Linked DNA regions of Homo sapiens: region 2 is linked to region 1. Evidence: read pairs that join two places in POLR2A ChIA-PET (ENCODE). Cell type or tissue: GM12878. All regions are shown on one strand. Each heading gives the region's core, and the rest is flanking DNA. Links, peaks and the distances in the headings are about the cores only.

What was found. ChIA-PET counts read pairs that join two places held together with the same protein. Peaks named below come from ENCODE experiments on the same cell type or tissue, not always from the same donor. Only the 100,000 strongest peaks of a DNase experiment are listed, where the experiment ranks them.
Region 2: POLR2A ChIA-PET joins it to region 1 with 8 read pairs; 2 of 35 experiments call an interaction of 5 or more read pairs at or near these places.

The regions. Positions count from the first base shown.
Region 1 is chr3:179,179,515-179,183,914 of GRCh38, reverse strand. The region is part of intron 1 of PIK3CA (phosphatidylinositol-4,5-bisphosphate 3-kinase catalytic subunit alpha); the gene reads right to left. Among named protein-coding and RNA genes, the nearest start is that of PIK3CA, 33 kb to the right of the region's middle. In GM12878, for the core only: no CTCF peak of the experiment used is centred there; DNase peaks (open chromatin) are centred at 2,544 and 2,781.
Region 2 is chr3:179,536,488-179,540,887 of GRCh38, reverse strand. No RefSeq gene overlaps it. Among named protein-coding and RNA genes, the nearest start is that of ACTL6A, 24 kb to the left of the region's middle. In GM12878, for the core only: no CTCF peak of the experiment used is centred there; no DNase peak of the experiment used is centred there; H3K27me3 peaks cover 166 bases.

The sequences.
Region 1 (4,400 bases), core at 180-4,179:
AGTTAACACAGTGTCATAAAACATATTTTAGTTCCCAAAGTATTTAATATACAACAAGGATTAGACACTGGAAAAAGTCTGGCTCTAGATGTACTGAGTATCCTTGTTTGCCATATAAATACTTAGGTCCCTGACATTTTTGTCTAGTTATTTATCTATCCTTGCTATTATCTTTTTGTCCACATCACAACCTCAGCCTATGTCCTTGGACTGATTTCCTTTCTTAGGAGCTATTATAGTAATCTCTTATTCTTTCCTCTTATACCATATTGATATATTATTGGTATTCTTACAAATAGATATAAAGCACAGAATGTATAGTGCACTGAAATTTTATTGCACTTAAGGTGATCACTTAATGTCTATTCTTAACCTGCTCATTTCAAATGCCAAATTTATTGGTCAAAACAACTTTTTCCTGGCTCTACATAAATTAATCAGATAAATCCATAAACAGCTTCTTGCAAAAATAATACATTTTCTTCCAACTATACTCTAATGAACGTAAGATATTGTATTTTTTTAAGTGAATACACCCCAAGTCTATCTGGGATGTTACGACATTGGATGAAAGACATGATATACAGTAAAAATTTGATTTAAATAACAATGCTTTTTCCATGATAAAGACCAAACAATAACTTTATATCCTGATGTAATTGGTTGCCATCTGCCCCATTTTCTGGCAATAACAAAATATCCTAGTATTATGTTAGTAATAATGAAAATGTCCATTGCAAGCAATTATTGACTAATAGTGATTTATCATCCTTCAGTATTTGATCTCTGGCAAAAGGGCTATTTCACAACAGGAAAGCTTGAAGTAATAACTTTGGCAAGCAAAGAAACTCAGATCTCCCAGAAGTGCAATCAGAGAGAGGGTAGCTTAATTTCAGCACAAGTGTCACCTAGCTAAGATGTGAAGACAAGTTCTATGAATGAAAGCAACAACAATGTGAAGTCATGTAAGCACAGATTTCTAAAAAATCCATCTTTTCGATAATACAATACAGCCAAAATACTTCAATGGTGGGAGAGAAATATTAGTAAGTGGTCTTTATTTTCCCTTTCAAGCATTTACTATTTATTTATACTTATGTACAGTTCAATGTACCAAGTATCTTGGAAATTATAATTACTATACCTTAAAAAGCAAGCAATGAGAATGACAAACTGAAATGGGTATAACTGTGTAAAAGCAGCAACATACATGATCAGTGAGTAGAATATTACCCTTTTTTTTTGAGACAGGGTCTCTCTCAGTTATCCAGGCTGGAGTACAGTGCTACGAACACGGCTCACTACAGCCCCAACCCCAGGCTCAAGCAATTCTCCTGCCTCAGCTTCACGAGTAGCTAGGAACTAGGACTACCTGTGTGTGCTACCATGCCCAGCTAAATTTTTTTTAATGCAGAGATGGGGTCTCGCCATGTTGCCCAGGCTGATCTTGAACTCCTGGGCTCTGGTGATCTTTCTGCCTCTGACTTTCAAAGTGCTGGGATTAGAGGCATGAGTCATAGCACCCAGCCAATACTGCCACTCTTATTCACTGATGCTCTGTATGACATTAGTTAACCACCCAAGGCATGCAGTTAAACAATAAATTACTTACAATGATTTAATACATTAAAATGCTTCTTTATAAAGCTTATCAACTGACAAAAACTTTTAAACTGGCTATTTAACATAAGTCATTAAAAGCTGTCAATTATTCCAAACAACTGCTTCACATGTTATGATTCATGAGCTAACTTCTGCTGACATTAAAATAAAGGCACAGAGGAAGACGTAAGAAAGTTTGAAAAAGGGAACTTTAAGATCTAAAACTTTAAGCCGTCACTAGGGAGTAAAGAGGTAATTCAGGAAAGGGAACGACTGAAGAGATTAAAGTGAAGAGAAATGGGAAAGTTTTTAGGTTGGACAGAGATACCGTAAAGGACAACTCTTTTGTGTATGTGCCCAATAATTATAATTACAGAGATAAATATGTGATGGAGTATCCTGACATGGTAAAAATTCAGAGTGAGAGCATCTAGTACTATGGTATATAAAGAAGACATTCAAACCTCTATTTCTTAAATTACAAGACTTTAAAGGTTAAAATAAAACTAGAATATAATCTTTGAACTTCACCTAGCTGATACTCTTTTGATAGGTGCTTTATGGTGTATGTGACTATGATTTAGTAGACTTATACTAATTTTGAGGAACATAAGGAAAAAAGGCAGAGAAAATATGTTTAATTATCTCCACTGTCAATATTGGAAGTTAGAAATTTAACTTCTGACATAAACCCCTCAAAATAATGAAGTATTAAAAAAATAAAATTATGGGTCCTATTTCTATTGCATAATTCACAGAATTAAAACAATTAGTTAATTTGTTTAAAAAATCTACTTTCCCATCTAGAATCAGCTAATTAAGATGTGCTTGGTTTCTTTGTTACAACTGGGTTTATAATACTAGTGTTCTTACCCATCACTAGTCTACTCACAATAGTATCATTAGCACTAAGATCTAAATAACAGTGCCGTATTTATGACTGCACTTTAGTTTCCACAAAAGCAAAATTCTGAGAACAGCATGAGTCATTATCCCTAGGGTAAAAAAAAAATAATGTTTCTTTGGTCAGAATATGAAACTTATTGCTGATACCAGTAATTTAGTCTAGAAATTCCTTTTCTGAATAAAAGGAACAGAATGTTTCTTTTCTCTATTCACACACTCCAAAACTAACAGAACTGTCCATCTGTCTGCTTTTACTACTCTCCATATCTGGTGTGTGGTGACAGAAAAACAACCTTTAATCTAGCTATTTTCAGTACTGCTCTTTTGTTCTTCTGTTCTCTCAGTTTGTCTTTTTGCCAGGACAAAACACACAAATACACACACATAGAGACACACACACTCTCTCCGACCTTTCTCTTCCTAGTGGGGTATTTATGACAAAATCATGCATTAATACACAGAGAACATTCTAAACATGGATATGTATATCCATAATGTTAAATGTTAAACAGTTCTCAGGTTCACATTTTATATTTCATCTTAAAACATCTTCATTAATTAAAAGTTACAAAGGTAAAGAAATACTGATGTTATTATTTAATTAAAGTGTGTCCCCCCAAATTTCCTCAATAGAATGTTGAAATGATCTCTGTTGTTTTTATGGCCTCCTTTAATTGTTTCATTTGTTGGTACCTCTTACTCTGCTCATTATTCAAATGTGGAATACATTCTTCATGACATCACCACTTTCTCAATCTCCAAGGTTAAAACATTTGGTGCTTTCAACTCCTCTCTTGCATGACATCACTTCCACCCCTTAAATTACCCTCAAATTCATCACCTTTTTTTTTCAATCTTCTCTATCACTATTAGACCCTAAAAGAGTTCTCATATGCAGGACTGATCTGTCTCTAATTCAACAAGCATTCATTAAGCAATTACCTTCTATTAAGACACTAGCAGCTGAAGCAAAGGGATGGGTGATGGAAAGGAAAGGAGGAGAAAAACACTCATACAAGTATATAAATGAAGTATATAAATGAGGTTGAAAAGACCTTATTATCTAACAATCTACAAGGCAGAACGTGGTAATTTTAGGAGAAAGTGGGCCTGATTTCTGACAGGTACAGAATGAGAAGAGTGCAACAGGTTAAGTAGACAGTATGAACTAAGACAAGAGGCCCTGAAAGCACAAAGTATCCAATTTCTCCCCACCCACTTCATTATCTACAGTGTCACTAGAATTGGCTATCTAAAAACATATATCTAATTACACCATTACTCAATTAAGACAATATTGTGGATCTCTAGTAACTATGCAATACAGCCTTGACTCAAGCCTCAAACATTACAACTGTGCTCTTCTCTTATTTTTCCCACACTCCAAGCTCTAATCTTACTAGATCAATCTTTTCCCTTTACAGTTTTTTGCCTTTGTAAATATGCTCCATAATCTTTTACCTCATATTCACATTTATTGCCATTTTAATCATACTCATCCTTTAAATTCAGCCCAAGTAGCTTCTGTAAAGTCCCTTCACAGTCTTATTAAACTTGGCTGATAATTCCAGATGAACTTTTGAATATTTTGCTAAATTCAAAAACAAAAATCAAGGCAAAACTTCTTGTTATTTTGAGAACAGGGAGAACTGACATCTTTACAAGATGTTTTTCCTATCCAAATATGTATTTGGATAGGAATGTCATTGGATTTCAATGTTTCTCAGTAGTTAATTTTTCAAATTGAACTATAGTTAACATACAACGAACTCTGCACATCTTAAGCATTAAGTTTGATGACTTTTGACAACTTCTTACACCCACGTAACCACTGCACAAAACAAGATATATAATATACATTTCTATTATCCTAGAACATTCTGTCATGCTCT
Region 2 (4,400 bases), core at 68-4,067, 360 kb before region 1:
CCTGCCTCAGCCTTCTAGAATAGCTGGGATTACAGGTATGCACCACCACGCCCAGCTAATTTTGTATTTTTTAGTAGAGATGGGGTTTCTCCATGTTGGTCAGGCTGGTCTCGAACTCCCGACCTCTGGTAATCTGCCCACCTCAGCCTCCCAAAGTGCTGGTCTTACAGGCGTGAGCCACCGCACCCGGCCAAAACATTTTAATGTTAAAACAAACACTGATAAAGCACTGAGTAGAATGTAAAATTTAAATAATTTTTGGAAAAATCCCAAACTTTTTGCTTGCTGCAGGCCATTTCAAACTTTCTCCTCAGTGACCGTTGCCTCACCCCTCATGCTGGACACACATCCACACACATCTCTAGTTTGAGGAGAAGTGAAAGGAAAGTACTTTGGCGTAAAGATTCAGAAATTGTTACTAGTAGAATCAACCAAAAAAGAGAGTACAACCTACCCAAGCGTGGGACCAAACTAAATTTGGGGTCAGAGAATTAGGATGAATTAGGATGCAGGATCCGTTGTATCAGCAGTTGCATTTTTGCAACAGTTTGTTAACTAGCAATACAGATACTGGCAAGTCAAAACGGTAATAGCCAAATGACATTAAACGGTATCAAGAAGCAGTTTTCATAATGATGAAACTCGGCAAAATTTTTCTCTCACCTTATTTTCCCTTTTCCCATGGCAGTAACCACTGCCACTCTCCCATAGGTGACACTTGGCCTTCGCCTGTCCCTTTGTTGTCTAAAGCACTCTTACTGAGGAACACTATTTAGGTTTTATTTTTCTTTCTTTCTTTCTTTTTTTTTTTTTTTTTCCAGAGATAGACTCTCACTCTGTCATCCCAGGTAGAATGCAGTGGCATGATCATAGCTCACTGCAGCTTCAAATGTGTAGGACCAAGTGATCCTCTAGCCTCAGCCTCCCAAGTAGCTAGGACTATAGGTGTGAGTCACCATGCCTGACTGATTAAAAAAAAATTGGGGGTAGGTAGAGATGGGGTCTCATTATGTTGCCCAGGTTAGTCTTGAACTCCTGGCCTCAAGCAATTCTCCCAAAGTGCTGGGATTACAGGCATGAGCCACTGTGCCTGGCCAGGTTTTCATTCTACAGAGTTCTCCAAACTTTACGTGCTTCTAACAAAGGATCAGGTCACACGGCCTAACAAATATAGTAGAATTTTTAACAAGCCAAATAACAAGGGAAATTTTTAAAATAGAATTAGTCCTAAAAAAATATTGAACTCCTGGTTAAGTTAATCATACTGAGATACTACAGCCCTTGCATTCCTCCTAAGCAAAAATTTGAAGGCCCTCTATACTGGTTTCTGCTGAGCATTAAGAGCTAAGTATTTTGATTAGCTAATTACAAAACTTTACATGAAATGTAATGAACTCTTCCAGTTAACGATCTCAAGGGATGTTTGTGTTTTAAAATAGATGCCTGTGAATCCAAATGAATGAATCTCTACTTGGCTGAAAACATGGGGAAGATATTTTTCTTCTTCATTTTCTATTTTTAATTTGAATTTCTTTATACATATGCATATGTTATGTTGTAATTTTACATAGATGAATAAATGCTATCACATTATACATACTGGGTTTCCCAATGAAGTCTTTTAATGTTTTTCTTTTTTTTTTTTTGTATTGGTTCCCTAAACCCCACATCACCCCCTGTATCAGTTTCCTAGGGCTCTCACAACAAAATGTCACAAATGGAGTGGCTTCAAACAACTGTGAGAAATTCATTGTCTCACAGTTCTGGAGGCTAGAAGTCCAAGATCAAGGTGTTGGCAGGACCATGCTCCCTTGGAAGCCTCAGAGGAAGATCTTTCCTTTCCTCTTCCAGCTTCTGGCAGCCTCAGATGTTCCCTGGCTTCTGACAACCCAACTCCAATCTCTCTGCCTCCATCCCGTCACCACGTGGCCCCTCGCAGGGCTGTATTATCCCGTGTCTGCACTGCTTTCCCTCTGTGAGAGTCTGTCTCTATGTCCAAATGTTGCCCTCTAATAAGGATACCAGTCATGTTGAATTAATTGAATTAGTGTTCACCGTAATGACCTCGTCTTAATTTGAATACATCTGCAAAGACCCTATTTCCAAATAAGGACACATTCACAGTGATATAATTTAGATATTTGTCGCCGCCCAAATCTCATGTTGAATTTTAATCCCCAATGCTGGAAGTGAGGCCTGATGGGAGGTATTTGGATGATGGCGGATCCCTCATGGCTTGGTGCTATCTTCAAGATAGTAAGATCTCACAAGATCTGGTCACTTAAAAGTATGTGGCACCTTGCCCACCCATTCTCTTGCTCTTGCTCCCATTCTTACCCTGTGATAAGCCTGCTCCCCCTTTGCCTTCTGCCATGACTGTTAGTTTCCTGAGGCCTCCCAAGAAGCAGATGCTGCTGTGCTTCCTGGACAGCCTGCAGAACTGTGAGCCAGTTAAACCTCTTTTCTTATAAATTACGCAGTCTCAAGTATTTCTTTATTGCAGTGCAAGAATGGCCTAACAGACACAGGCAGTAGGGGTTACGGCCTTACCATATCTATTTGGGAGTGATATCACTCAACTCATGACACCTCCCAAACCCATGTTACCCAACCTAGTTTGCACCCTTCAGCACTTTCTCACTCGTTCTCCCAGTTTCCCATGCCTGCAGGGGGCCTTTCCATTTCCTCCCTTCTTCCATCCAGCTCTTTCCTACCAAGACAACTGGGTTAGCAGCCTAAAATCCCATTTCTAACCCAGCACTGGCCTTTGCTATAGTATCACAAAGGCAGGCAAGAGCAGCGATCACAGCATCAGAGCCACAGGGGCAGGAAAAAATTTCTGGGGCTCTTTTGGTGTCGGCTTTGCATTTGCTCAGTGCTCTAAAAACAACAGGCAAGGAGGGGTGGACTGGGATAGATCTGCTTATCTTGACCAAAAGCACATTTCCCAGGGAAGGGAAAGTTTAGGTACTTTTCCCTCCCCAGCACCCCTACCCCACCTCTGCCTTGAAGCTTAAGTCAGAGTCTTGCTCTGTAGCCTGGCAGCAGCATTTTGATTATAGAGTAAATAACTTTTGTACAGACTTCCTTCTGCTTTTCTAATAATGTGTCCACATTCTCTATTTTGATGAAAACCATTGAAAAATGCCTATGGTGTTTTAGAAAAGTTTAACAACTCAAACACCAACAAGCAAATGCCTCAGTCAACTCTCTCGGCATCTCTTTTCCCATCCCTCAAAACCCCTCAAATGCCAGTACTAATCCATTTGAGAGGACTGTGAGTAGGGAAGGCATTTTTATTTTATTTTATTTTATTATTATTATACTTTAAGTTTTAGGGTACATGTGCACAATGTGCAGGTTAGTTACATATGTATACATGTGCCATGCTGGTGTGCTGCACCCATTAACTCGTCATTTAGCATTAAGTATATCTCCTAATGCTATCCCTCCCGGGAAGGCATTTTTGAGCAACTGAGAATTGGGGTCAGTCCTCATCCAAGACAACTTATAAATCAGGGCAGTTCAAGGAGGCTGGCTGGTCCAATTCAGGAGTCTGAGCTTTGTGGAGGTCACCCGTTACTGTCTGCCCAGCACTTCCCTCCTCTCCTGAAGAACAGCTCCTGTCCTTACTCCAACTAGTTGGTTCTAGACAAATACTGATCTCAGGGCTAGGCAAGTAACCCAAGCATGGATCTTCAAAGTCCTCATTCAGGAGTTGTAAAATTGGAACAAAAACATCAGGGACTGTCCCATGTGTGATGAAGTTGAAATGGTGAGCCTGGAAGGAGCTTCGGGCCTCTCCATCACTGTGCAGTCTGAGAAAGGGGCAGGGACAGGTAATCCTAATGGCATTTGACTTCCTGCTTCCAGGCATCCCTGGAAGCCCACTTGTGCCCTGCCCTTTCCTCAGTTTATGAGAACCAAAAATTCCCGCTTTCGCTTATTCTATTTTGGCTTCATTTCTGTCATTTGCAACCAAAAGAGTCCTGACTAGTACAACACTTCCTGTCTATGGGGAAGTTCAGCAATCACTTTGTCCCCTCACCCAGAGCCTAATCCAGCCAAAGCTGAGATACTGAGACCCATATTTATCCTTGGTCAACCAGTTAAATGAGGAATGCCACAGCTACTTGAATGGAATGGTTGCGCCTGCTATCCTCGGTCTTCCTCCTAAAACAAACAAAACCCCCCCAAAACCAACAGTGTTGTGCTGAATGTGAAATTTCATTTTATAAATGAATAAATAAATATATATATTTTCTAGGAATCCTGTAGAAGAGACAGATTTTTGTCAGCTAAACTGAGTCAGGAAAGGATCAAGAGAGTTGAGGAAATCAGTCAAACACATTAACATGGAGGCTGCAAATAGAGAAAAGTCTTTGCAAAAACTTGTCAGT